Linked DNA regions of Homo sapiens: region 1 is linked to region 2. The links are chromatin loops, found by intact Hi-C in ENCODE. Cell type or tissue: K562. All regions are shown on one strand. Links, peaks and the distances in the headings refer to the core of each region. The heading gives the core; the rest is flanking DNA. Region 1 holds the start of MRAP (melanocortin 2 receptor accessory protein). Region 2 holds the start of TCP10L (t-complex 10 like).

Region 1 (14,866 bases), core at 1-8,000, 290 kb after region 2:
TTGTAATCCATTTTCTTTACCAAGTCAGCAAAGAAACGGACTTTCTCAATGAATGTACCAGAACTTAAAAATCCAAATGAAAGGTGACCTTCAAAATAATCATCCTCTCTCTACCATGGAGTCATAGAATTCTTACTAAAACACATATATTCATCAAATACTTACAGGTCTCTTCTTTTGGAATTACCTTCAAGGACTCACACATAGACACAATTTTGCTATGTTGTGAGATAGTTTATTTATGACATCCAGATGGTATCAACCAGCTTAATCACCCATTTCATTAACCTGACTTTTTTCTGGGTCAGTCTTAACTATTTCCAAAAAGAAAATTCATCCTCAAAAGATATACACAATTTATCACCACAGATGTTTGCTAGAATGTTTTGTGGCCACCCAACAACATCAGTTCAAGAAGTTGTTGAGCAACAGTAGAGTCATTCAAGTGTTGCACCTGCCCCTGGTGCTACCTTGATGGAAATTCATTTACAGATACACATTCTGTTATCTTTGTTTAAAAATTACTTTCACTACTTATGTCATGCCCTGAATATGATTGCTCTGAATGAGAGAAAAAGAGTTTTATGTAGTCGTTTTGTTTAATCTATACTTTGAATTTTCTACATTGTGTGCAGAGAAATTGGTTGACAGTGTCATTTTGTTCTCTTGCGTCCTGTGCTCAGAGAAGCAGAGGAACAGACTGTCTCATTGAACCACCATGACAGCAGAGGTCAATATGGACTATGACCAGTTCTTCTTAACCCATAACTAAAGGGAAGCAGATATATTGACCTGAGAGGTAAATAATAGAGCATTAAGCCAGGCACTACTCAAGGGAAATCAGCCCATCCTACTCTCTGAAAGGGAGCATTAGGCTGGTATCTGGAGACTCACTATGTTAGAATAATCTGTATTGCTGCTGTAAGATTGATTTTCTTCTAAGCTTAGCCTCGGAAAAGGGCACAGATGAAGATCAAACATGTAATTAGTCAATTCAGGCAGGGCCTCAGGAAACAGGCATGGCAGCTTCTGCTTCTGGGGAGACCTCAGGAAACTTACGATTATGGCAGAAGGCAAAGGGGGAGCCAGCACTTTCCATGGCCAGAGCAAGAGGAAGAAAGAGGAGATGGCACACACATTTAAACAACCAGATTTCCTAATAACTCACTCACTATCATGAGAAAGCACCAAGGGCATGGTGCTAACCCACACATCACACATCAGAGCATAAGCACAAACATTTTACAATCCATCCTAATTGGGCCAGGCGTGGTGGCTCACGCCTGTAATCCCAGCACTTTGGGAAGGTGAGGCAGGTGGATCACAAGGTCAGGAGATCGAGACCATCCTGGCTAACACGGTGAAACCACGTCTCTACTAAAAATACAAAGAAATTAGCCATCATATATCATATGATATATGATATCATATACGATATATCATGATATATATGGATATATGATATGATATATATCATATGATATATTTGATATATCTGATACATATGCGATATATCATCATATCATATATCATGATATATGAAATATGATACATCTTTGAAATCATGATATATCATTGATATGACATACACGATATATCATGACACATAGACACATGACGCCCCGACATAGGATGCATGACACCCGACATAGGACGCATGACGCCCCTGACATAGGGCGCATGACATATCCGACATAGGACACATGACGCCCCTGACATAGGATGCATGACACATCCGACATAGGAGGCATGACGCCCCTGACATAGGACGCACGACACACTGACATAGGACGAATGACGCCCCGACATAGGACGCATGACGCCCCTGACATAGGACGCGTGACACATCCGACATAGGACGTGTGACGCCCCCGGCATAGGACGTGTGACGCATCTGACATACGACGCGTGACATATCCGACATAGGACGTGTGACGCCCCTGACATGACGTGTGAAACATCTGACATAGGACACGTGACGCATCTGACATGCGACGCATGACGTGACATAGGATGCGTGACACATCCGACATAGGACGCATGGCGCCCCTGACATAAGACGTGTGAAACATCTGACATAGGACGCATGACGCATCCGACGCAGGACGCGTGATGCATCCGACATAGGATGCGTGACGCCCCTGACATAGGATGTGTGACATCTGACATAGGACGCGTGACGCCCCTGACATAGGATGCATGACACATGACGCATCTGACATACGACGTAATCCCAAAGTGCTGGGATTACAGGCATGAGCCACCATGCCTGGTCTGCGTTTACTTTTTCTGTGTGTGTGTGGAGATGGGATCTCACTGTGTTGCCCAGGCTGGCCTCGAACTCCTGGCCTCAAGTGATCCTCTCTAGTTGGTGGGATTACAGGCGTGAGCAATTGCACCCAGCCCTGCATTTACTGTTTGACAGACAGTATGTGATTATAGTGAGTGAAAACCCAAGGAAGCTAAGACTTCCTACGGGATAGGTAGCGCATGGGTTTCCAGGGCTGAGACCCAATCTTCCCAGGCTTTGTTTTTGTTTTGTTTCTCATGCTCACTTCCGCATCTAATTTGTCATTGTGATCAAGTAGCTGGACTCCTCAGAGAAGATTGTCCACACATGCCACGTTAGCCAAGAGATAAGGAACCCGAGGGCAGATGAGCAAAAAGAAGTGAAGTCATGCTGGTTTGTCCTTGCTGAGACTATGAAGATTAAACGTATGTTGGCATTTTAGTAAAAATCATTAAATCTGCATTTTAGGGATGGAGAGAATAACTGTCCCAAATCTAAATACAGACAGTGGAAAAGGCAAATCTTTAATTTGAGGAAACTCGCTCAGCTTATTGGAGCCCCAAACAAATTAAACAAGAAATCTATCTTTAAAAGAATATTCTCGCCAGGCACGGTGGCTCACACCTGTAATCCCAGCACTTTGGGAAGCCGAGATTGGGGGATCACTTGAGGCCAGGAGTTCCAGACCAGCCTGGGCAATATAACATGTCTCTATAAAAAAATACACAAAATTAACCAGGCGTGGTAGCATGTGCCCATAGTCTCAGTTACTTGGGAGGCTGAGGTAGGAGGATTACTTGACCCAGGGCAGTCGAGGTTGCAGTGAGCTATGGTCACGCCACTGCACTCCAGCCTAGGCAACAGAGCTAGACCCTATCTCCAAAATAAAATAAAATAAAGTAAAAAATAAAAATTCTGCTTCCAAAGTGTCTTCGTGACTTAGCAGGTTAATTCCAAGCTTATTACAGAAGTTAGCAAATACAGTTTCTCTCCCAGCCCCATTCATTTATATCTATGAGTGAACTGGCCACATTCCTGCTTTCCCATGATGTCTACCGGAGTTAATAAGTGAATGCAGAGAAAGCCGGGAGTGCCCAGTCATTTGGGCCCCGGCCCCCAGCCTCTGTCTGACCGGCTTCCCTAGTTCAGACTTACGTTTGTGGGCTTTCAGCTTCTTCTCGTCCACGGGAATGAGGTCCAGATAGTCCAGGTAGTATTCATAGCTGTAGTATGGGGCAGAGGCGTTGGTCCCGTTGGCCATGTCTGTGGCACTGGGCAGTCAGCGTCCGGGCCGGCAGCCTCGCCTCGAGCCAGGCGCCAAGCCCCTGGGAGGAGACTGCCTCACTGATTTCTGCAGGAATCGTCCAAGTGTGTCTGTGGGTCTCTAGGCTCAAGGTCTGCCCACTTATCAGAGCTATTTGGCTGGAAGAAAGGTCAGGGGGGTGTGTCTCACAACGCCAGCATCCAGCAGAGCTTCCCATCTGCCCCTTCTTGATAAAACTCCAAAGCACACAGAGCAGAGAGGCAGGAGAACGGCTTTCCAGGGCAGCCCTAGGATCCCTCTCTGTGTGAGGACAGGGAGCTGGGCGGGAAATAGTCGCCCAGGGCCCCTTAGAAGATGCCCAATAGGGCTGGAAAGACAATCGCTTTTTGTCTTAAATACTTGAAAAGTTAAAAGAACCAAAATGTAAGCCCGACAGTGCCCTTGACTTACATTTAAGCAATTCTGGATGCTATTGAGCAACCACCAAACTGCTGGCTTAGATTCAATATCTGAGGGCAGAAATCGAGTGATGCCAGCCGTGAACTTGTAAACCTCTGTCATGTACTCATAGCCAGTTAATTAAAACCAAAAGAGAGCCCCCTGCCCCAACAGAGTGCACCTCTCCACTTATATCTAAGCCCCCCAAGAACCAACCAGCCGGCTGCATTTGTTCAGACTCAAAAGGCTGTTTATCTCTGACACAACCCCATGTGGTCCAAGCTCTTGGGAAATAGAGTCCACTCAGCTCTTGGCTGATACCACACGTGACGCAGATTCTTCTGGGTTTCTGTAGAGCTTGACTCCAAATTATACACCCTCCTCTGAGATCCTCAGACACTAACAAGAGGAACATTCTGAACATCTGGAATGAGCAGGACCACAGGTGAGAGGAACCCTAGAATTTAGCCTTTGAGAATTAGGAGGCCAAAACACACGGCTTACATGGCCTTTCCCTCCAATACGCCCAGCTTTCTTGTGTTCTTGATTCAGGTCTACAGTATCAGAGTAAACCTGGGTATTGACAGTGTAGACAGTCCACCCAGATAACTTGAGCCCCTCCGCTGGTTTTGCTGAGGCCTGCCACGCCTGAGGCATTCCTTGGGGAGCACTTTGAGGGTAGTTCAGTTGACCAGAAGGGGAGGAATGAGGCTCTTGTGTTTCCCAAGTGAGGGGCAAAATATCTACTTGAAAAGTAAAATAAAACCTCTGCTCCCGCTACACCGTACATTTCTGACGCCAGACTTGTGGGCTTTTCCATACCAAGCAATTTCCTATTCTTGGTAGACACTCGCTGGGTGTCCTACAATGTAACTCAATCCTGACACTATGTCATTTGCTAGAATGGCTCACACACAGAACTCAGGTCAAACAGTTCACTTACTAGATGACTGGTTTGTCATAAAAGAATACAACTCAGGAACAGCCACGTGGAAGAGACACATGGGGCAGGGTGTGGGAAAGGGCACGGATTTTTCCACGCCTGATCCAGGTGCACACCCTCCCAGCACCTCAATGTGTTCACCAACTTGGAAGTTCTCTGAAGCCCCTTGAGGAGGGTTTTTGTAGGGTTTTATCATGTGCTATGCCATCTAGATGATTATTATATTCCATTATGTGGGCACCATTGATGAAATCACTGGCTATCAGTGAATGAACTCAATCCCCAGCCTCTCTCCCCTTTCCAGGGTGGGAGTGAACATTGCAACCCTCTAATATATGGTTGGTTCCTCTGACAACTAGCCCCCACCTCATTGGCATAAACTCAGGTAGAGTTGAAAGTGGCTTATGCTGATTAACAGAAGATGCTTCTCTTACCCCATTACTCAGATATTGCAAGTTTTATGAGTTCTGTGCTACCAGGGACAAAGATCAAATACAGTCAAATGCTGACTAATAATGCTTCCATCAATGACCAGCTCCATATAGAACAGTGGTCACATAAGATTATAATGGAGCTGAAAAATTCCTATCACTAGTGACACCGTAGCCAACATAACATCATTGCACATTTACTTTATTTTATAAATAAATTTAGTATAGGCTAAGTGTGGTGCTTATAAAGTCTACAGTAGTGTCCAGTAATGTCCTAGGCCTTCGCATTCACTCACCACTCCCTGCCTCATGCAGGGCAACTTCCAGGCCTGGAGGCTTCATTCATGGTAAGGGCCCTATACAGATGTACTATTTTTAAAAAAATCTTTTATAGTGTATTTTTACTGTACTTTTTGTATGTTTAGATATGTTTATATCTAACACTAATAATATCATAATACTATCATAAATCCTTACCATTGTGTTATAATTGCCTACAGTATTCAGCATAGTAACAATAGGTTTATAGCCTTGGAGACAATAGGCTAGGCCGTTCAGCCGAGGTGTGTGGTAGGCTGTGCCCTCTAGATTCGTGTAAGTAGACTCTCTGATGTTCACACAATAACGAAATCACCTAGCGATGCAATTATCACAATGTAACCCCGTTGTGAAGTGACACATGACTCTACATGTTTCTTATATCAAAATATCACAAAGACATCCCCCACACCATGCACCCACCTGTGTACTTCCAGATGTTTCTGTGTACACTGCTGTACACATGTCTCCCAGGTGTGTACAACACTGTGCAAATAACACTATTCTGGGCTGAATTGTGCTCCCCCAAATTCCTAAGTTGAAGCCTTCACCCCCAGTATCTCAGAATGTGACTGTATTTGGAGATAGGATCTTTAAGGAGATAATTAGGTTAAAAAGCCATGACAATGGGTTCTAATCCAAGATGACTGGTGTCTTCATAAGAAGAGGAGGTTGGGATACCACCGAGGCACAGAAAGAAGATGATGTGAAGACACAGGGAGGAGATGGCCATTGACAATTGCAAGGGGCCTCAGAACGAAACCAGGCCCACTTATACCTTGATCTTGGACTTCCAGCCTCCAGAATTGTGAGGAAATACATTTCTGTGTTTTTGTTTTTTGTTTTGTTTTGTTTTGTTTTTTGAGATGGAGTCTTGCTCTGTTGTCCAGGCTGGAGTGCAGTGGCGTGATCTTGGCTTACTCCAACCTCTGCCTCCTGAGTTCAAGTAATTCTCCTGCCTCAGCCTCCCAAGTAGTTGAGATTACAGGCAGGTGCCACCACGTCTGGCTAACTTTTGTATTTTTGGTAGAGATGGGGTTTCACCATGTTGGCCAGGCTGGTCTCGAACTCCTGATCTCAGGAGATCCGCCTGCCTCGGCCTCTCAAAGTGCTGGGATTACAGGCATGAACCACCACTCCTGGCCATATTTCTGTTAAGACACCTACTCTGGGACTTTGGGCTAGTTGGGCAGACCAAGCAGACTAATACTGTTATAATGGGTAGCTAGTCAGGTATGAGCAAGGCAGGAGAGGGCTCCCCCTACACATACACCAGGAGTGTCGGGCAAACATCAAGTGATGGTTAGGCTGTTGTTAACTATCTCTCTAAAGTAATAATTGGTCACAGGCGGCGCCAAGAAAAGGCAGAATCCCAATAGATAGAAAACACCTAAAACTGGTCATCAGCTTCCTGATAGGATCTCAGGAGTTGGGCGAGTGGGCTCAAGCATGGCATGTGGACAGCCCACCCCCAGGGAGGAATCAGGGGAGAAGGAATGCAAGTCCCCAGAAGTATGCCCACATATAAAGCCCAAAGACAAAAGGCCCAGTTGTGCACTTGATCTCGCCAGTTGCCCGCTTGGCCCCCTTCCATGTGTACTTTACTTCCTTTCGTTCCTGCTCTAAAGCTTTCTAATAAGCGTTCACTCCTGTTCTAAAACTTGCTTCAGGCGCTTTTCCTGTCTTATGCCCCTTAGTTGAATTCTTCCTTCTGAGGAGGCAAGAATTGAGGTTGCTGCAGACCCGTATGAATTTGCTGCCAGTAGTGATACCACTATCCATCATCTAGATCTAGTTGCCTTGGATAGAATACTATATTCAACAGTTGCAGAATACACATTATTTTTAAGTGTAATTAATGCTTTTTTGATACTATCATAAATGTTTTCTGTTAGTGTCAAAAATTATAAAACACATAGGAATAAAATTAACAAAAGATATGCAAGAGTAAAACCTGCAAAATGTTACTGAGAGAGACGAAATAAGACCTAAAATATGGAGAGAGATACCAGCTTATGGTTTGAAAAATTCAGTATTATTAAGATGTTAAATGGCCCCAAATTGATCGTGTTCCCTGCAATCCCAATCATCATCCCAGCAGCTTTACAAACTGTAGAAATGGACATATTGATAAATTACATTCAGCTGAAATTTAAAACATTTGTTTATCGAAAGTGATTACTAAGAAAATGAATAGGCAAGCCACATACTGGAAAGAAAGTTAAAAATTATATATCTACTAAGGAATTTATACCAAGAGTATATACATCAATAATAAAAAGACAGATAACCCAATTAAAAAACTGGCCATAGACTTGAACAGATACTTTATAAAGAAAGATATGTGAATAGCCAATACGCACATCAAAAAGTGCTCCAAGTCATTAGTCATCAGGGAGATGCAATTAAAATCAGGAGACACCTGTCCGGGTGCGGCGGCTCATGCCTGTAATCCCAGCACTTTGGGAGGCTGAGGCGGGTGGGTCACAAGGTCAGGAGATCGAGACCATCCTGGCTAAAATGGCGAAACCCCTTCTCTACTAAAAATACAAAAAAATTAGCCAGGTGTGGTGGCAGGCGCCTGTAGTCCCAGCTACTCGGGAGGCTGAGGCAGGAGAATGGTGTAAACCCAGGAGGTGGAGCTTGCAGTGAGCCGAGATTGCACCACTGCACTCCAGCCTGGGCAACTGAGTAAGACTCTGTCTCAAAAAACAAGCAAACAACAAAAAACAAAACCAGTAGATACCTCTACAGAATGGATAAAATTAAAAAGACCTTCCTACATTTTCCAGTTGAGCATAATTTTATTAGTTTGGAATTTTTACTTCTGTCTGACAAAATACTGATTATTAAGTTGAATTTATTTGTCTGATAATAATCTGGATTTTAAAATATCCATGATGGATAAGCAGAGACTGACTAGAAAAAAAAAAAAGATCCATGCAAGTCCCCTAGTAGAAAAACAATTTAAAAAAATGTTGCCCCTTTGACATTAGTAAGAAGTGACACTGCTGTCAAGGTTAACTCTAAGATAATAATGACATACTTATATTAACAAATACCTCAAAGTCCTTGACTGTTAGCATTGTTTTTCTTCTCCCTTTAATTTGTAACCCAAGTCTTGAAGGTGAAGTTCTTTTTTCTAGGATGTTTTCTATTACATTAGTGATCATCACAACTACAGATTGAGTGTGGAGAGAAAGGTAGAAGGGAGAAATCTAGAGAGGGAGACGGCACAAACGTTTATTGAACGATGACCTGGACGAGGTGCTTTAGGCAATTCTCACAATACTATGGTCTCAGGTGGTGGGACCTCATTTTCCAGGCAAAGAGCTGGATACAGCCAGATACAGCCGTCTCCAGGCCCTGCTGTTTCCAGTACCCCTGAGATTTGCAACCTGGGTGCATTAGTGTGCTATGGCTGCTGCAACATGTTACTAGAAACTTGGTGACTTAAAACAACATAGATTTGGTGTCTTACCTTATGTCAATTTCTATTTTTTTTTTGCCTTACAGTTCTGGAGGCCAGTAGCCTGTAATGAGTCTTATGGGACTCAAACAAGGTGTTGCCAGGACTGGTTCCTTCTGGAGGCCCCAGGAGAGAATCTGTTTCCTTGCCCTTTCCAGCTTCGGGGGGCTGTCCTCATTCCTTGGTTCATGGCCCCCACCACACTGCCGTCCTCCCCTGCTTTCATTATCACATCACCTTTTCCCTCTTCCGTAGTCAACTCTCTCTTCTTCCAAAGCTCCTCTTCTTATAAGGACAGTTGTGATTATACTGGGTCCGTGCAGGTAATCAAGGATAATTTTTCCATCTCACAATCCTTAATCACATCTGCAAAGTCCCTTTTGCCACATAAAGTAAAATGCACAGGCTTAGGGGACTAGAATGTAGATATTTTTGGGGGCCATTAATCAGCCTCTGCACTGGGCAAACAATGTCACATCCTGGGAATATAAATCCTCAAAATAAACACACTTCTTTCTGGAGTGTCCATGTTTTTATTAAAGATTTTTGCTATAAAAGTTACATTTTAATGGCTGGGCATGGTGGCTCACACCATGCCCAGCCATTGGGAGCCAACATTTGGGAGGCAAATGCAGGTGAATTACCTGCAATTTGGGAGGCAAAGGCAGGTGAATTACCTGAGGTCAGGAGTTCGAGACCAGCCTGGCCAACATGGTGAAACCCTGTCTCTACTAAAAATACAAAAATCAGTCAGGCGTGGTGGTGCACACCTGTAATCCCAGCTACTCAGGAGGCTGAGGCAAGAGAATCGCTTGAGCCCAAGAGGAGAAGCTTGCAGTGAGCCAAGATCACGCCACTGTATTCCAACCTGGACGACAGAGCAAGACTCCATCTCAAAGGAAAAAAAGTTACATTTTAATACTGAAACAAACATAGGTGTATATCAGAGTACATGCAAAATTTGCATAACTTTGATAAAAACTCAATTTTTATCATAGATAATTTCAACATTTGCAAAAGCAGTGAGAAAGCATAATTAATTCACATGTAACCATCACTCAACTTGAACAGTTTTTATCAAATCATGGCCAAGGCCAATTTAGTTTCATCTGTAACCCTACCCACGTCTCCAACCCTGGATTACTGTGAAGCAAATTCAAAATATATCATTTCATCTGCAAATATTTCTCTATGTATCTCTGCAGGAGGGCTTTTTTTTTTAAACAAAACCATATTATCCCACCTGAATATTATTTAATTGAATCAACTATCTAGTCAATGCTCACATTTTCCTTATTTGTCTCATAATTTTTTTACAGTTAATTTGCTCAAATTGGGAGCAAGTAAGGGCCATGTGTTGCAATTGCTTGATGGGAGATGTGTCTCTGAAGTCTTGTTAAATTTACAGGTATCTTCTCTTTCCTATTCTTACTCTCTCTCTTTCTAATAAACCTTTTTTTTTAAAGAGCGGTTTTATATTCATAGCAAAATTGAGAAAAAGGGGCAGATTTTCTATATACCTCCAGCCCACACACCTGCATAGCCTCCCCATTATCCACCTGCTGCCTCAGAGTGGTACATTTGTTACAACTGATGAACCAACAATGACAATGACACATCATTATCACCCAGAGTCCATAGTTTACATTAGGGTTCACTGTTGTTGTACATTCTACGGGTTTGGGAAAATGTATAATAACATGTATCCACCATTATCGTATCATACAAAGTAGTTTCACTGCCCTGAAAGTCTTTTATGCTGCACCTATTTATCCCTGCCTAGCGTCTTCCAACAGTAAATAATAAGAAGCTTAAAAAAATTATGCATTTCTGAGGCTGGGCACGGTGGCTCATGCCTGTAATCCCAGCAATTTGGGAGGCCGAGGCAGAAGGATCACTTGAGGCCAGAAGTTCAAGACCAGCCTGACCAACAGGGTGAAACCCCGTCTCTACTAAAATAATACAAAAATTAGTCAAGCATGGTTGTGCACACCTGTAGTCAGTCTCAACTACTCAGGAGGCTGAGGCAGGAGAATCGGCTTGAACCCAAGAGGTGAAGGTTGCAGTGAGCCAAGATCATGCCACTACACTCCAGACTGGGTAATGGAGTGAGACTCTGTCTCAGAAATATATATATATAAAATGCATTTTTGAACTTAAATCTATGTACATTTTGTACATTTCTTGTCCTAGAACAAGCTTGCCATAGGCCACATGTGGCCCAGGATGGCTTTGAGTGTGGCTCAATACAAATTCATAAACTTTCTTAAAACATTATGAGATTCTTTTGCATTTTTTTTAAAGCTCATCAGCTATTGTTACTATTTGTGTATTTTATGTGTGGCCCAAGACAATTATTCTTCTTCCAGTGTGGCCCAGGGAAGCCAAAAGATTGGATACCCCCGCGAACCTTGAATTCAGTCATTTCTCCAAGGAATCCCAGTTCTTAGTAGAAAATGGTATTTAGCTATCATGGTCTAGATGATAGGGGTGCTTGTTGCTACTGGGTTGGTTATAATGTTTAGACCAATTCAATGTAGAGAGCTAGAAAATATTTATTTTTTGAGATAAAAAATAGCATGAGTTCATACTGATGCTTCCACTTCAAAATCACAAGCATGGAGTTTTTACTTAACCTTATCTTTCTTAGCTGTATCTCTTTCTCCAAAACTTAAAATTATATTCCCAACAAGACTAACATAATTACTCAATATACAACGTACACACAAACGACCCCAGAATAGCAATATCAATTCTTTTTTGTCTTTGGAAGAATTTATTATTTTTGTTCTTTTTTTCAAAAACTTTTTATTTCCATAGGTTTTTGGGGAACAGGTGGTATTTGCTTACATGAGTAAGTTATTTAGTGGTGATTTGTGAGATTTTGGTGCACCTGTCACTTGAGCAGTGTACACTGAACCCAATTTGTGGTTTTTTATCCCCCACCCGCTTCCCACCCTTTCCCCCTGAGTCCCCAAAATCCACTGTATCATTTTTATGCCTTTGCATCCTCATAGCTTAGCTCCCACTTATGAGTGAGAACATACAATGTTTGGTTTTCCATTCCTGAATTACTTCAGGAATTACTATTATTCCTGAATAATAGTCTCCAATCCAGTCCAGGTTGCTGCAAATGCCTCTTTGTGGCTGAGTAGTATTCCATTATATATATAATGGAATATATATATGTGGAATATATATATGTGGAATATATATATGTGGAAGATATATATATGTGGAAGATATATATATGTGGAAGATATATATATGTGGACTATATATATATATATGTGGACTATATATATGTGGACTATATATATGTGGACTATATATATATGTGGACTATATATATGTGGACTATATATATGTGGAATATATATATATGTGGACTATATATATGTGGACTATATATATATGTGGACTATATATATGTGGACTATATATGGAATATATATATCACAGTAGATATATACAGTATATATATAATGGAATATATATACTGTATATATATAATGGAGTATATATACTGTATATATATAATGGAATATATATACTGTATATATACAGTATATATATAATGGTATATACATACAGTATATATATATAATGGAATATATATACTGTATATATATACAGTATATATATATAATGGAATATATATATATCTCTCTCTCACAGTTTCTTTATCCACTCATTGATTGATGGGCATTTGGGCTGGTTCCACATTTTTGCAATTGCTATTGTGCTGCTATAAACATGTGTGTGCAAGTATCTGTTTCATATAATAATTTATTTTCCTCTGGATAGATACCCAGTAGTGGGATTGCTGGATCAAATGGTTTTAGTTCTTTAAGGAATCTCCACACTGTTTTCCATAGTGGTTGTACTAATTTACATTCCCACCAGCAGTGTAGAAGTGTTCCCTGTTCACTGCATCCGTGCCAACATCTACTATTTTTTGATTTTTTGATTATGGCCATTCTTGTGTGGGTAAGATGGTATTGCAATGTGGTTTTGATTTGCCTTTCCCTAATCATTAGTGATGTTGAGCATTTTCCATATGTTTGTTGGCCATTTGTATATCTTCTTTTAAGAATTGTCTATTCATGTCCTTGCCCACTTTTTGATGAAATTTTTTTTTTTTTCTTGCTGATTTGAGTTCTTTGTAGATTCTGGATATTAGTCCTGTGTCAGATGTATAGATTGTGGAGATTTCTCCCACTCTGAGGATTGTCTGTTTATTCTGCCGATTTTCCTTTTGTCATGCAAAAGCTCTTTAGTTTAATTAAGTCCCACCTATTTATCTTTGTATTTGTTGCATTTGCTTTTGGGTTCTTGGATATGAAATCTTTGCTTAGGCCAATGTCTAGAAGGGTTTTTCCAATGTTATCTTCTAGAATTTTTATAGTTTCAGGTCTTAGATGTAAGTCCTTAATCCATCTTGAGTTGATTTTTGTATAAGGTGAGAGATGAGGATCCAGTTTAATTCTTCAACATGTGGCTTGCCAATTATCCCAGCATCATTTGTTGAATAGGGTGCCCTTTCCCCACTTTATGTTTTTGTTTGCTTTGTCAAAGATCAGTTGACTCTAGGTATTTGGGTTTATTTCTGGGTTCCCTATTCTGTTCCATTGGTCTATGTGCCTATTTTTATACAAGTACCATGCTGTTTTGGTGATTATGGCCTTATAGCATAGTTTGAAATCAGGCAATTTGATGCCTCCAGATTTGTTCTTTTTGCTTAGTCTTGCTTTGGCTGGGTGGGCTCTTTATTGGTTCTATATGAATTTTAGGATTGTTTTTTCTAGTTCTGTGAAGAATGATGGTGGTATTTTGATGGGAATTGCATTGAATTCGTAGATTGCTTTTTGGAAGTATGGTCATTTTGACAATATTGATTCTGCCCATCCATGAGCATGAGATGTGTTTCCATTTGTTTGTGTCATCTATGATTTCTTTCAGCAGTGTTCTGTAGTTTTCTTTGTAGAGGTCTTTCACCTTTTTGGTTAGGTATATTCCTAAGTATTTTATTTTATTTTTTTGCAGCTAACAATATCAATTCTAACAACAACAACATGCTTACTAAAAATGGTTTAAAATCTTTTTGGGAAAGAGATGGTAGAAATGTATTTATTTATTTTGGTACTTAGGGTATATCTCATGAGATACGTATAGTCAAGTTCATGTTTTAAAATTACTCAAAATAGTTCTTCTCCATGCAGCTATGCCATCCACTAGATATATTCAATATCTACATATTTAGAGATTGCTTTTTTAAAAAAAGATTTTGTTTTATATTTATGTCAAATAGTTACATGATTCCAAAGTCAAATATACAAGACAAGGTACACTTGTGGATCCGTAGTTCCTATTCCTCTTCTGTGTTTCTGTTACTTTCAGCTAAGTAGGCACTTTTAAAAAATGTTTTTGGTATATCCTTCAATTTTTAAAAATATAAGTAAATATGTATGTGTATTAATGTCTTCCCCCTACCTTTTTTTAGATGTCCATTGGCAAATTACATTTAAAAAAAAACATTTTTTTTTTTTTTTGAGGCAGGGTCTTGCTCTGTTGTGCAGGCTGGAGTGCAGTGGCTCAATCTTGGCTCACTGTAACCTCTGCCTCCTAGGCTCAAGCAATCCTCCCACCTCAGCATCCTGAGTAGCTGAGACTACAGGCATGTGCCACCATGCCCAGCTAACTTTTTCTGTAT
Region 2 (15,963 bases), core at 7,830-15,829:
AACCTTTTCGACCATCAAACTGACAGCATCAGGCAGTATTTCTGTCACAAGATTACCTCGTTCCTTGGCAACTGCTCTGCAAAGAGTGTGCCATCAAGCTTGAAATGAACTGCCACATACTTGGAGCACAGTAGCCTTGAGAGGGTCTGAGCTCACTAAATTCCCTTCCAAAGCCTCAGCAACCACCCCCTTGAAGAAGTGACCAGAGAGAGCTGCTTGCCCCGACCTCTTGCCGTTCCTTGCAAGATAGGAGTTGCCCCTCTACACTACCAAAAACCCACTGGCCCTGGACAGGGCTCAAGGAGAGAGGTGGCTGATTTCCAGGAGAAGTTCGATACTAGACATAACAGTAACGGCAGCTGGCATTATGGGGACTTTGCTATTTCCCAGACGGTTGTACTAAGCACTTTACCTATATATTCTTTTCGTTTATACCTAAAAACAGCCAAATTAGAAAGAAACTACTATTGTCATCTCACGAGTTAGGAAACCAAAGTCCAGAGGGATTAAATTGCCCAAGGTGAGGAGACTGTAATCCCAGCACTTTGGGAGGCCAAGGCGAGTGGATCACCTGAGGCCAGGAGTTCGAGACCAGCCTGGCCAACATGGTGCATGGTCTCTACTGAAAATATAAAAGTTAGCTGTGCATGGTGGTGTGTGCCTGTAATCTCAGCTACTCGGGAGGCTGAGGCAGGAGAATTGCTTGAACCCAGGAAGCAGAGGTTGTGGTAAGCCGAGATCATGCCATTGCTCTCCTGGGTGACACAGCGAGACTCCATCTCAACAAAAAAAAAAAAAAGAAAAAAAAAAGAAGAAGAAGAGACACCAGGGATCTATGTACACAGAGGAAAGGGACAGGGAGAAGGCCGCCATCTGCAACACAAGTAGTGGGGCCTTGGGAAGAACCAGCCCTGCCAATGCTGTGATATTGGACCTCCGGCCTCCAGAACTGTAAGAAAATCAATGTCTGTTGTTTAAGCCACCCAGTCCATGGTATTTCGTTATGGCAGCTCTTACAAACTAAGACACAAATGGGTATTCTATAGGAATAGATATATATACAAGGAAGATAGACATTCTTCCTTTTATCAAAGTGGACTTTACTTCTTAAAATGCTCAGAATATACTAACATTGTAAAATATAATTTTAATTTTTTTTTGCAAATGGGAAACCACACAGTTCCAGTATCATCTACATAATCTGTTTCTGATTCTTGCCCAACTCCCGCAGCCCATGTTAAGGTTGAGAGCCCACTCCCTCCTCAGTTCCCAGGTTTCCGAACACACCTCCTTCTTCATCTCCCATTGAGCTGGTTGTAATCATGGCATTCGGTTACAAGTCTGTCTCCCTGGATGGACTGTGAGATCATGGGAACGAGGGCACTGTTGTTAGATTTTTAATTTTATTGTATTTATTTGTTTGTTTATTTTGAGACAGGGTCTCACTCTGTTACCCAGGCTGGAGTGCAGTGGCATGATCTTGGCTCACTGCAACCTCCACCTCCCGGGTTCAAGCTGTTCTCCTGCCTCAGCCTCCTGAGTAGCTGGGATTGCAGGCACGCACCACTGTGCCCGACTAATTTTAGTATTTTTAGTGAAGGCAGGGTTTCACCGTATTGGCCAGGCTGGTCTCACTCCCAACCTCAGGTGATCTGCCTGCCTCAGCCTCCCAAAGTGTTGGGATTACAGGCGTGAGCCACCGCGTCCAGCCTCTACCATGGCATAGCACATATGCTCACATACTCTTAGAAAGATCACAAGAAACTGGTGACCATGGCTGCTTGTGGTTAAAACTCTAGGGGGCCTGGAGGATGGGCTGGGAGGGAGTCACGGTTCACAGGATGGTCTTTTGTACCTTTGAAATCCACCTATTCAAATAAATGCAAAACCAGTTGCAGTACAGCCACGTCCACGGCAGCATGATTCACAATAACTCAAACGTGGAGGCAACCCAAGTGCCCATCCACAGATGAATGAGTCAACAAGAGGATGAATGAGTCAACAAGAGGTGGTGTATCCGTACAATGGAATATTATTCAGCCTTACAACGGAAGGGAATCCTGACACATGCTCCAACAGGGATGAACCTTGATGACATTACACTGAGTGAAATAAGCCAGATACCAAATGACAAATACTGTAAGATTCCACTTATACGAGGTTCCTAGAGTAGTCAGATCCAGAGACAAAGCAGAATGATGGTTGTTAGGGGCTGGGGACAGCAGGGAAGGATGGAGAGTTACTGTTTAATGGGTATAGAGTTTAAGTTTGAGAAGATAAAAACATTCTGGAGATGGATGGTGCTGATGGTTGCACAAGAATGTGAGTATCACTGAACTCTACACTTAAGAGTTTTTAGTTTTTAGTTTTAGCTGGGTTTGGGGTCCCAGGCCTCAGGCCTCACCTGCTGCCTCAGGATCTCCAGGGCCCTCCCAGATCACAGACCTAACAGATCTTAGGACAATTGGCCCAGGGTCATCAGCGCAATTGATGCAGCTCCCTCCCTCTCTTGTAGGACATTTTCATGGATGTTGGCATTTGGTATCAGAGCAGCTGAAGTTATTATGCATTTTCAGTGTATGTATTTATGTAGATAGTGGTACGCTCTTTTAATTTTTTTTTTTTTTTTTTTTTTTTGAGACAGAGTCTCAATCTGTCACCCCCCAGGCTGGAGTGCAGTGGTGCGATCTCGGCTCACTGCAATCTCTGCCTCCCGGGTTCAAGCAATTCTCTGCCTCAGCCTCTCAAGTAACTGGGATTACAAGCACCCCCCACCATACCTGGCTAATTTTTGTATTTTTAGTAGAGATGGGGTTTCACCATCTTGGCCAGGCTGGTCTTGAACTCCTGACCTCATGATCCACCCACCTCAGCCTCCCAAAGTGCTGGGATTACAGGCGTGAGCCACCGTGCCTGGCCATGATAGTGGTACACTCTTAAATGTTTAACAATAGCTTTCCCAAAATACATGTGCATATAAATACAGATGTAAGTTTGTTATAAATTTTGCTGATATCAAGGATATGTAGCATACAGCTTACAAGTAATAAGATATGCTGCACTCTCTATCATGAACTCCACATAACCAATTGATGCTCACAGAATGTTTTTGCTGATTTTTGTTGAAACACGATTTGACTAATCTAATTATATAGCAACCTGCTAACTCTTTTCCCTATACATTTATTTTCCTTAATCTGATTTGTGATGTAAACTATTTTCACCCTTGTATATATTACATACAAAACTGAAACCTCTTTCAGTTTCAGCACCGGACACCACCCACATGTGAGACTCCATAGTGAACATTTTCTCCATCACTTTCTTTTTCTTTTTTTTCTTTTTGAGACGGAGTCTCACTCTGTTGCCCAGGCTGGAGTGCAGTGGCGCGATCTCGGCTCACTGCAAGCTCCGCCTCCCGGGTTCACGCCGTTCACCTGCCTCAGCCTCCCGAGTAGCTGGGACTACAGGCACCTGCCACCAGGCCCGGCTAATTTTTTTGTATTTTTAGTAGAGACAGGGTTTCACTATGTTAGCTAGGATGGTCTTGATCTCCTGACCTCATGATCCGTCTGTGCTTCTGGAGCCTCTGGAGCATGTCTCCTGACGCCTGGAAAACAGCTACCCAGGGGCAGCGTCTGCAGGCACTGAGTCCAGCACAGGTTTCTGAGCTCCAGGCCACACAGAGTACGTCAGAGCACCCTGCGTGGAGCAGACGAATCCGCATCTGCAACGGGCTCCAAATACAACCCGCATCCCGACCCCGGGCACAGAGTTAGGGCCCAATAGAGCTGGGCCAGAACAGTTATTCATGGTCTTCAGAATTCATGTTTGTGAAATGCAGGGCCCATGTCTTGTAGGGGTAACAGGAGCAGTGTTTAGAGCAGAGCACAGGGCCTGTACCCATCAGGTGTTATTACTATGAGCTGCCTTTATTCGTGCTCAAGTTATTGAATGTGAACAAGTTTAGTGTCCAACACCGTGGAACAAGAAGTCCAACACCGTGATGCAGGATTCATCGAATGTGGGCGTCCCTCCTACCTCTCCACTGGCCCCTGTGACAGTCGATGCCTGACCTTACCTGTCAGTTCAATGTGTAAAAGCACAAAAGTAGATTCCTTGATTGTGCCAATGCCACAGAACAGAAGGGGGTGGTGCTGCAGGTTATTCCTGTGTTTCTAGGAAGGCAACAACTAGATAGAATCGAGCAGAATGGATTTCATCTAGTGCTTGATGGAAATAACAACCCCCACATGGCTTGTCATACACACAAAATGCAGAGAAATATGCAGCGTTCTGGAGTTTCCTGCACGCTGTCCCATGGGTTCCCCCATTTACTCTTCATACCAACTGGCTGATGGGTCATGGTCCCTGCAGATACAGGAACTGAGCTCAGAGAGAGGCCGTGTCTTCTGCAAGACCCCCGGCCAATGAGAGGGACTCAGGCCTGAGCACAGGTTTCTGAACCAGAGTCTCGCCTCTCACCTCCTCAAACCTCCCTGCTTCCCTTCCCACCAAGTTATAATTGAGTGATTGTGCATCCCGATTGTGGTCTTCCAAAGGCACTTAACGTGATCGCACTTTCCCCTTCAATTTCTCACCAGTTAGCTTGTAAATGACAAAGTCTGCCCCATGGAGAGAGCCTTCTTCAGATTTTAAGATAAAGACATCAGTAGTGCAATTAAAAAGATGAAGACAATGAAAATAATTATTTAGTAGGATAATAAACGGAATCTGGGCAGAGTCGTGCTGAGCAGCTATGAATTGCATCAGCACATAACGTACTGGCCGCAACTCACTGTGCAGAATGGCCAGGCCACAGGCTCGGGCTCCCCCGACACTCCACTTCCCATGGGCATTTTCCCCACTGGCCACTAACATCAGATGGGTTCACACTCATGAAAGACACTTGGTGCCAAGAAACAGGTGCCTGCAGGGCTGGTATGACATAGGGACTCTGTGGTGCAGTGTGTGTGGCTGGTTGGCGTATTAGCAAGGATGAGGACACAGGTGTCCAGTAAGGACTGCTTGAACGAAGGTCCTTGATTCACAGAACAGGAACTGTGCTGACCGCCTGCCCTCCTTTATCCCAAGAAGAACTCCAACTGACATCATTACACACAGCATGAAATCCAAACCTTGTCATCCTCATCACAACGTAAATAACATGTTTGTACCGCACTTTGTAATTTTTAAGTCACCTTGGCATATAAACATACATTGCTTTTACATAAACACCTGTGCATAAGGGGAGGATATATGTGTGTGTTGACAAAAGTCAGGTCTACAGGACATGGGGCTGGTTTTGGTAAACCCCCCTGGAGAAGGGCCTAGGTGTGAGCCCTGGCTCAACCCCCAGGTCAGCTACTTGTCTTCAGGTCTGATCCTGAAGCCAGCTTCCCACATCCCACCCTAAATGGTGTCAGGCATCCTGAGAGGAAAAGGCAGTGTGGGGCTCTCCCCGGCGGCGGGGGGCGGTGGGGGGGGAATCTGTTCCTAATCCAGAGCTCTGTGCACAGGGCCTTTGGGAGTCTGTGTGCCTGCTGTGGATGGGAGATCCTGCCCCTGTATCTTCCGTGGAGAGGGCACGTAGCTTTCGGCAGATGACAGACGCTGGAAGTGAATAACACCCCTCCTTTATTCAGTCTGAAAGTACTGTTTGCCTCACTAGAATTCTGTGTCATAAGAACCCCCAGACTTGCATGGCCTCACTGTGACAGCTGGATCTCAGCTCCCTGTGACCCCTCTGAGGCAGTCAAGGCAGGTGTCCTTATCCCCTTTGTGTCTGACGCCCCCAACAACCCTCAGGGTCAATGATTCACTAGAAGGATTCACAGAACGTTACTGTTTATTATAGCAAAAGGACACAGATTAAAATAAGCAAAGGAAAAAGGTGCTTGGGACACAGTCCAGGAGAGGCCAGCTGTGAGCTGCCCGCCGTCCTGACCTGAAGGAGACACCAGTGCACTTAATTCTGTCGGCAACAACTGTGCCAGTGTGCACATAACACCACCTGCCAGGGAAGCCCCCGAGCCTTAGGGTCCAGGGCTTCTCCTGGGAGCCGGTCACATAGGCCTGAATCATTCCGCTGGCTAATCCTAGTCACCCAGTCCAGCTATCCCAGAGGTCAAATTGATGTAGTGTGGCTCTAGGGTCCACATAAATCACTGTTAACATGAACTCCATGAACTCTTGGCCATGGCTGGAGGCCGCAGGTAAACGTAAACACTCTTATCAAGCAAGATAATCCAAGGGCTCAAAGGGTATCCTCTGGGAAGAAGGACAGGGCCAGACCTTTCTCTGAATGTGCAGGGTTTGGACACCCCAAGCCTGCTGAGTTAACCCTTTACCACACATCCTTGTGCAAATGAGGAGGCACACTAGGAAGTTTTTAATAGGCTTGCCCGAGGCTGGGCGCAATGGCTCACGCCTGTAATCCCAGCACTTTGGGAGGCCGAGGCAGGCAGATCACGAGGTCAGGAGATCGAGACCATCCTGCTTAACATGGTGAAACCTCGTCTCTACTAAAAATACAAAAAATTAGCCGGGCGTAGTGGCGGGCGCCTGTAGTCAGTCCCAGCTACTCAGGAGTCTGAGGCAGGAGAATTGCTTTAACCTGGGAGGCAGAGCTTGCAGTGAGCCAAGATAGCGCCGCTGTACTCCAGCCTGGGCAATAGAGTGAGACTCCTCAAAAAAAAAAAAAAAAAAAAAAAAAAAAGAGATAACAGCACAAACTGACCTCAGCATGGGCTGGGACGATCTCACGGCATCCGGGCGGGAAGTCTCAGCCAGGGAGTCGGGCTGGGGTGGTCTCTGGGCTTCGGGGCTGTAAGAGCCAGGGAGTCGGGCTGGGCCTCCGGACATGAGGCTCTGGACACAGCGTTTGCTCTTGAGACCAGGTGCCCCTTGGGCCCACTCAGATTTTATTTTTTTACAGATTTTTGCCACTTTCCAGGTGGTCGTTCTTTGTCCTCCTGAGCTTGGGCCTCGCTCCTTGGGACCCCTGGACCAGAACCCCAATCAGCTCAGGAACAGGCTTCTGGCAGATGAGCCCGGCGGCAGTGGAGCGAGAGATGCAGTGAGCAATGTGGCTCCATAAGCACAGTACAATGCATATCCTTTCAGCCACGTCTTTGTTTATTTCATTAGCTTTGCTTTATGAAATATTTCAAGAACTGGCATTGTGTGCAAGGCTCTAGAAGAATTTTTTGCATGTGTTTGATTTTAATTTTCTCTGTTTGCTTTTTAGTAATTAAGAGTAAAGTCAACCAAGAACATTTTACATTCTTTTTGTTTTCTTTCTAGACTTGCTAGGCCAGGAATTGAGGAAAGGAAACAGTACTTGGGAAGAATTTGCTAAGGAACAACTTAAAGTGGATTTTCCAATAATAGAAAATTGCATCTGGCTACACAGGGCACAGGTGCAGCTCCTTGGTGTAGATGGGCTACGGGGTCGTTTTGTCCACCCATAGGGAATATGTTTGTATCCTGTACAAAATGTGATCCTGTCACCTTGTCAGTGGCCTGAAGAGTTGCAGCAGGAAGAGGGTTGTTTTAAATTCTGATCGAAACAGACTTTCTGTGAGCCTGGATTCTGTGAGGTGCTGCCTGATTTCTCTCCAGCTCCAGGCCCTTGGATCCTGCATTTTAGGGACAGCCCCTCGTTTTTGTTTCTCTGGCTCGCGGCTGGCGTTTCTTCCCCAAGCTGTAATGCTCGATGAGTTGGGCCCTTGTGTGGTTAAGTGGTGGGTTCCTACAGGGGTCGGGAGGAGGGAGGTCAGGACAATTTTTAAATATTCCTTTTTCATGTATCTATAATCATACAACAACTGAAATGACACTGACACGTAAGTCCCCACAGTTTGGGAGGCTTAGGGAGAAAGAGACTGACTTGATACTCAGAAGGCAGAGAGGTGACATCTAGGGGAGGTGGGCCTGCCCCTCATATGCCCAAATCCCACAATAGAGAGCTTCACTATGGCAGAGGGAAGGAGAGAAGAGGAGCTGGTGGTCACAGAGGACCTCATTCAGGACTAGCTGGGCCCCTCAACCTGAGACCTTCCATGGGGTGGAGGAGTCAAGGGAGCATTTTAAATTATGCCCTAAACTAAAATATCTTGGCTACAGTAAACCAGACATTCTCCAGTACTGGAATCCTTGCCCCGTTCCGCTCTCCTCATAACTCCAATTACCCGATCTAACTTTTCCCCCTTGACTATCAACCTTGTGCAGCGAACTCTTCCTCTGTATCTTCAGTGCGCCGCTTATAGCTTGGCTTCGAGCCCACAGTTTCCGATGCCTCCTGCATTAGGGCACCTGGTCAGCCATGCCATAGACCCAGTGCATCCGAGAGGAGACTCTCCCCTCTGCGGGCTTCCCCACTGTGCAGCCACTCAGCCTCCTCCTTCCTCTCTGGCTGGAAATGTGAGACCCATCCTGGCTCAGATGCCCCTTCATCATCAGAGCCTCATCAATCTCTGGAACCTGCATTTCTGTCTGTGCAGAGTTAGTAGTGCTGGTTATTTCTTCATATTTCTGCTGCTTACTGTCAGCCATGTTTTCTTAAAGTGTTATTCTCGGCACCTCATCAGAGTAACTTGGGGCGCTTGTTAAAAATTCACATTCTCAGCCCGGGACTATTGAATCCGAATTTATACGGGTGAGGCCTAGAAATGCACATTTAAGAAGAGTTTCTGCCGTAACAAATTACCGACACGTAGTGGTTTAAAACAACAATCGTGTTCTCATACAGTTCTGTATGTCAGAATCCTGGCTGAGTCTCGTGGAGCTACAGCCCAGGCCTTGGCAGGCTCATTCGTTCTGGAGGCTGGAGGTGGGCTCTGCTTCCTTGCCCTTTCTGGGGCTGAGAGCGCCTCGGCTCCTGGTCCCTTCCTGTCTTCAGGCAGAGTGAGCCTCTTCAAACCTCTCCCCTCCCTCCCTCCCTCCCTTCTTTCCTTCCTTCTTTCCTTCTTTCTCTCTCTCTCTTTCTTTCCTCTTTCTTTCTTTTTCTTTCTCTTTCTCCTTCCTTCCTCCCTCTCTCCCTCCCTACCTCTCTCTTTCTTTCTTTCTTTCTTCTTTCTCTTTCTTTCTTTCTTTATTTCTTTTTCCTTCTTTTTCAGACATTGTCTCACTCACTCACCCAGGCTGGAGTCCAGTGCCACAATCTCAGCTCACTGCGGCCTCTGCCTCCTGGGCTCAAGTGATCCTCCCACTCCAGTCTCCCGACTAGCTGATTTTGTCCCATGATTTTGTAGTATTTCAAGACCAGTATTATGAATATTAGTTTTCATTTTTCTGGCAACTATTTAGTTCTGGCTAACAGAGCACTGACTGGATAAGTATCAGGTCACAAAATATTTACCATGGGTTCATATGATGTGGTAAACTTGTGTCTTTCATGGGGGCTTTTAGCTAAAGCAGTAATTAGAGGTATTGTAAGATGAACCCCTTAGCTAATTGCAAGCTGTACCTGACGTCTCCCATGAAGACAAGCAGCCAGATCCTGAAATTCATGACTGATGACTTGTGAAAGTCTAACGCATATTCTGCAATGATGTGCCATGGGCCTCTGCCATTTCACCTCACCATCACGCCACAAATTAGTACTCACAGCTGAGAGTTTAGACCTAAAAGGGGCAATAAAATTGAGTTCAAATACTGTATTAAGGGACTTGCCCAAAATTACATAATTATTTTGTGTAAAGTCCAAATTATACAAATCCTCAGATTCCGAGGTCGGGGTTTCTTTTCCTGTAACATGTTCCTTCAAATATGGCTGTATCCATGTTTCATATCAAGCAGATCCGAGAAAAATTATGAATAATCAGATAGCATAATGTGGACACAGGGTCACGAGCAATAAAGGGTTCTTATAGAGCTATTAGGAAGAGCATGGTGCCTGCGAGCAGTAGGAAGATTGTTTTATGTATTTATTGGCCTTATAACTATGGTTTAGAAGTGGCAGGAACCCACAGAGGTATACCTACAGAAAGACTTAAAAGAAATAAAACTCCCAGCCTCAATGGGGTATCATGCCACCCTCAGTACCACTATCTCAATCTTAGGCTTCATACACATACCAAGAAACTTCCCACTTCTTTTAATACAAGAACTTTCAGATTTTAAAAATCTTCTCAGGATTCTCTCTCCTCTGTGACCTCTTCAGCAATGGTATTGGAAGTCATGGGTTGATGTTATCTGGCTGAGGGGTTTATCTAGAAATGTCTCCTGACTTCAGGTCTCTTTAGATGTAAGTTAGCTTCTTCCTCTGTCCGTACTCAGTCTCAGCTGGTCACTGACTATGTAATTTCCTTTCTAATCAGTTGGGTCCTACTGCAGAAACAAAATAACACAACGTAGAGTAAATACATTATTGGGATGGCTAGCAGTCATTGGGCATTTTTCTCTGTTCATTATCTTGAAGAGCATACTGTACTCCCTCAATTCATTTTAAACAAAAAAACTTTAGAATGTAATTAACGGAAATTCTCACTATTGTGGATTGAGTCGTTTTTATATGTTGCCTTACCACTTTGCTTAAAGGGGCAATGTCTTTCCTTATTCTCAACCTTTACGAAATATTGTACAGAGAACATTTTTAAAGAGTGTGTAATCCCAGCACTTTAAGAGGTTGAGACAGGTGGATCACTTGAGTCCAGAAGTTCGAGACCAGCCAGTGCAATATAGCGAGACCTGTCTCTACCAAAAATTCAAAAATTAGCTGGGTGTGGTGGTGTGAACCTGTAGTTCTAGCTACTAGGGAGGCTGAGGTGGGAGGATTGCTTGAGCCTAAGAGGTCAAGGTTGCAGTGAACCGAGATGGTGCCACTGCACTCCAGCCTAGGCAACAGAGCAAAACCTTGTCTCACAAGAAGAAGAAAAAAAAAAAAAGGAGTGTGTCACTTATAACATTCAGACTCAGCTCATAAAATCCAAAAGAAACATGGAGTTTTGAGTGTGCTGAAATGCACCACTGACGGGACAACTAGAAAATGAGTAGAAAATCTTTATCTGTTTTGTTTTTTTTTGAGATGGAGTCTCACTCTGCCGCCAGACTGGAGTGCAGTGGTGCCATCTTGGCTCACTGCAGCCTCCACCTCCCAGGTTCAACCAATTCTCCTGCCTCAGCCTCCCAAGTAGCTGGGACTACAGACGCGTGCCACCACACCCAGCTAATTTTTTTTATTTTTTTATTTTTAGCAGAGACAGGGTTTCACCATGTTGGCCAGGATGGTCTTGATCTCTTGACCTTGTGATCTGCCCACCTCAGCCTCCCAAAGTGCTGGGATTACAGGCGTGAGCCACCATGCCCGGCCGAAAATCTTTATCTTTTGGTTCTATCATTGTACACTACAGCTACTGGTAATAGTATTAAGGCATATTTTACAATTCATATTTGGATTCGATCACAGGGCTCACACTCTCTTATCTTCACCTCTCACAAGTTTTGCCATAAGAATTTTGTGGTAGTTTGAGGAACTCAACACAGCTGCAAGTATTTCGCTGGAATCTACTATGATCTGTGTCACTTGAGGCACAGAGTGAGCTCATGTCATTCTTTGGATGACATGCACCCCTCCCTAACTTATTCCGACATTTAGTCATCCAAGAATTCACTCAGCTCTGGTGGGGTGGGCTCCAATCTCAATGGCATCTCACCAGTTCCCAGGTCATATTGCCCATTTGCAGTGATGATATTTAGAAAAGGTGATTTCTTTTGTCAGGGTCTGTACCACTATAGAAGTAGTCCTTTGAACCAGAAATTTAAACACATAAGCTACTTTAAAAAGTGTATCTGCTGCTACTCCAAGCAGCCAGCTCAGGAACTGGCTTCTGATTTTAAAAGATGAGTGAAAGGTGTGCCGTGGTTTCCTCTACAGAATGTTCAGACCAGAGGGCCCTGGAAGACCATGCCTGAAATGCGGCTAAGGCACCGCGAGGCTGAACAGAAAACCGGGGCCTTATCAGAGAGAAGAGAAGGGCCCCACAGTCCAAACGCCCAGGAGCCTCCGCCCTGACCTGCTGCCGCACGTGGTTGCTGCAGGGTGAGAATCTGGGGAAGACTCAATGAAGAAAATGTCCTGGCCAGGCCGGGAAGAGCAACACACAGAGAGCCGCAGCAGAGACAGGGATGGGGGGACCCTGCCCTGGGAGCCGCCCGGCTGAGGCTCAGGAGGGGAGCTGCAAAGCCTGAAACCTACACAACCTCTCACACACTTCAGGACACACACAACCCCTCACGCACCTCAGGGACTCACACAACCTCTCACACACCTCAGGAAGCTACACAAACTCTCACACACCTCAGAAACCTACACAAACTCTCACACACCCCAGGGACTCACACAACCTCTCACACACCTCAGGACACACACAACCCCTCACATACCTCAGGAACCTACGCAAACTCTCACACACCTCAGGACACACACACAACCTCTCACACACCTCAGGACAAACACCCACTCACACACCCCAGGACCCAAGCACAACCCCTCACACACCTCAGGACACACACACAACCCCTCACACACCTCAGGAACCCATATAAGGAACCCACACACCTCAGGCTCATACACACAAGCCCTCACACACCTCAGGAATCCACACACAACCCCTCACACACCTCAGGGTCTCACACACAATGTTGACACACCTCAGGGTCTCATACACAAACCCTCACACACCTCAGGACCCACACAATTCATCACACTTCTCAGGACACACATAAAACCCCTCACACACCTCAGGGGCCCATACATAACCCCTCACACACCTCAGGACTCACACACAATCCTCTCACACACCTCAGGACTCACACAACCTCTCACACACCTTAGGACCCACACACAACCACTCACACACCTTAGGACCCACACACAACCTCTCACACACCTTAGGACCCACACACAACCACTCACACACCTTAGGACCCACACACAACCTCTCACACACCTCAGGGACCCACACACAACCACTCACACACCTCAGGACCCACACACACCTCATACACCTCAGGGACACACACAACCCCTCACATACCTCAGAAACCTATATAAACTCTCACACACTTCAGGACAAACATACAACCTCTCACGCACCTCAGGACACACACACACACACTCGCACACCTCAGGACACACACACACACTCTCACAGTTAGAATGACACATGGGGACAAAAGTGCCTTCTGTTTCCTCTTTGTAGTATTCTCTTCATTCATTCATGACGTCGGCATTTACTGCCTATTGCATGCGAATCGCTTGCAGAACTATCCAAGTGACACACGTCCCAAGCAGGCTCAGGTGAGCCCCAGGTGTATGTTGTCCACACGCAGCACCATGGATGAGAAGGACAGCCAGGGTTTAACAGGAATATCGACTCTTGCTTGCTCCTCATTCTCTTCTCTATCACAAAAATCACACGGACAATTCAGATGGAGATGCATTTAGTGAAATGATGAAACTTTGAATCCTGTCTCCTATTTAAACTCACATATATTATTTTCCCTTCATAAAAATGTTTTTTCTAGTAAATAATTTGATATCCGAAGAAAGTTTGTATTTCTCCAAGAATGTATGCTCAGAGAAATGAGCTCTTACTACACGTTGCGTATTGAAGACTGGATATAAAACACATGGTTTTTGTCAATTTGGAGGAGTAGTTTGACTCTCTCCAATGTCCTTTGTGGATGGATGGACTCCACTGACGATGAGCTTCTATATTAAGAATTGCAGGTTTGGGGATGTTTAATTATTATCTGAGCTGGTACAGTGGTGACGCTGAGTGAGACGTTCATGTCCCTTTAAGACAGAAAGTCCGTTGGAACTGTCCGCTGCTCTCTGGTCTCTGGATATGAGGCAGGAGGGCTTGGGGACAACTGTGGGGACATGGCCCAGATGATCTGATCCTGGCAGTAGTGACTGTTGGGGACCAGGTGAGGTGACGAGGTCTGGTGGTGGGGCTGAAGGAAAGGGTCTTCCCTGGACTGAGGGGGTCATGAGTTTGGGGCCGAGGACACTGGGGTGTCCCCTCAGAGGAGCAGGAAAGAAGGAGCTTTCTCAGGGCTGTGAGGACCGTGACCCCAGCCCACTTCCGCAGAAACATTCCCAGTCTCCGCGGGGAAGGAATGGCAGTGATCTGGTTACTGGTAGGTCTTGCTCTAGACCTTCGATTCGCTTCCATCAGGAGACTCTCTTTTAAATAGCATTTCTCCGATCACTGTGGTTAAACTGTTCCTTCTCACACAGTTAGAAGTTTATGAATTAAACAGTCGGGGTTTCGTTGGGGGCCACTGGCTTCCTAAAACGGACAGGGCAAGGCAGGGGTGGAGGCAGCTTTCAGAGACGACCCTGCAGGCTTGCAGGAAAGCTTTGCGTTTTTCTCTTTCGTTTTTGTTCTCTAATTGCTGTGAACTTCCTAGAACTGGCATAAATGCTGTACCTATAAAAAGGTGTTTCCTTTCCACATCTTCACCATGAATTCACAAATGTCACCCTGATGGTTCAAGACACATACTCAACACGGTGGAGGGTCTGCCTGTGCCCCTCCAGGTGGGTGCTGATTAAAGGGCTGAGAATTCCCTCGGTGTCTCATGCGACCCTCCACTCACACCTGCTCACACCCTGAGACCATTCCACTCACACCTGCTCATACCCCAAGACCATCGTGCTCACATCCGCTCACATCCATTCACATTCCGCTCATATCCTGCTCACAACCCACTCACATCCCACTCACACCGGCTCACACCCCACTCACACCCCTCTTTGGATGACTGGAGTGTGTTAGGTGTCAGGCTGATCTTCTAGGATCTAAAGCATTTTCCACGGAGGATGGTGGAGAGCCAGGTGTGGACAGCTCAGTCCCTCTGTCTGTGGTGTCCTTTCACCTGGTCAGCTTCGGGCCTGGGAATGTGCACATGACCCAGGGGGAGAAGGAGCGGCTGCGGGTCCTGCTCACCCTTAGTTTGGGGCTGGGGCCTTCAGCCCACACTGACGGGGTAGGAGGGCTGCATTCAAGTGTCCCCATAGCCCTTCCCTTCCCAACCAGGATGCTGGCAGGTCAACTCGAGGCCAGGGACCCCAAAGAGGGCACCCACCCAGAGGACCCGTGCCCAGGAGCTGGGGCTGTCATGGAGAAGACAGCTGTGGCAGCCGAGGTTCTCACGGAGGACTGCAACACTGGGGAGATGCCAGTGAGTTGAGCTCTGTGGGGACAGAGTTAGTCCCACCAGGCGGGACCCTGATTCCTGTCCCTGAGGCCCGTCATTGGACTTTCCCTTGCTGGACCCCTGTAGGAATGCACCACCCCGGGACACTGATTCTGTACTTCCTCTCCAAGGGGCATGTGGCTCTTTCCCCCTCTGCAACCGTATCTCTTGGTGGATGGGAGGCAGGGCAGGGAGTTAAAGAAAATATTAACATTCCAGCTTTTCTCCTCTAATCCAGGAGAAGGCACCAGACTTTAAAAACTTCATTAAAGAAAATCAGAAAGTTGACATGCCTCACATCATCCCAGCAAGTTTCCTGATTTTTACCATCTTCCTCATTGGACCCTGTTGGACAGTGCTTGCTGTCATTAAAGTCCCACGGGTCCCTGTGGCCAGGGCCACCCAGTGCAGGACTGTACCTTTATCACGATCCCACTTATTCTCAGAGCAAGGCTGGAGGCTCTACGATCCAGTGAAGGATCCCAGGGGAAGGCTAACATGTTAGGTTGAAAATGCAGTGGCTTCCATAATTTTTTTTTTTTTTTTTTTTTTTTTTTGAGACGGAGTCTCGCTCTGTCGCCCAGGCTGGAGTGCAGTGGCGGGATCTCGGCTCACTGCAAGCTCCGCCTCCCGGGTTCACGCCATTCTCCTGCCTCAGCCTCCCACGTAGCTGGGACTACAGGCGCCCGCCACTACGCCCGGCTAATTTTTTGTATTTTTAGTAGAGACGGGGTTTCACCGTGTTAGCCGGGA

The links. Peaks named below come from ENCODE experiments on the same cell type or tissue, not always from the same donor. Only the 100,000 strongest peaks of a DNase experiment are listed, where the experiment ranks them.
Region 1: a loop joins it to region 2, with 2.6 times the contacts of the local background. A loop is called at or near these places in 2 of 110 quality-filtered maps.

What each region holds. Positions count from the first base shown.
Region 1 is chr21:32,287,657-32,302,522 of GRCh38, reverse strand. It overlaps MRAP (melanocortin 2 receptor accessory protein), which reads right to left and starts at 3,668. Exons shown (of 3, transcript NM_001379228.1): 1 at 3,446-3,668. The coding sequence starts at 3,551. LOC124905009 (a long non-coding RNA gene) reads left to right here and starts at 3,753. Exons shown (of 2, transcript XR_007067843.1): 1 at 3,753-4,437; 2 at 10,473-10,618. In K562, for the core only: no CTCF peak of the experiment used is centred there; a DNase peak (open chromatin) is centred at 3,722.
Region 2 is chr21:32,583,393-32,599,355 of GRCh38, reverse strand. The region is part of intron 5 of CFAP298-TCP10L (CFAP298-TCP10L readthrough); the gene reads left to right. It overlaps TCP10L (t-complex 10 like), which reads left to right and starts at 13,833. Exons shown (of 5, transcript NM_144659.7): 1 at 13,833-13,935; 2 at 15,051-15,195. The coding sequence starts at 15,052. CFAP298 (cilia and flagella associated protein 298) reads left to right here. Exons shown (of 7, transcript NM_021254.4): 7 at 1-2. RefSeq lists a silencer at 13,795-13,994 and an enhancer at 15,076-15,576. In K562, for the core only: no CTCF peak of the experiment used is centred there; a DNase peak (open chromatin) is centred at 12,005; H3K27me3 peaks cover 938 bases.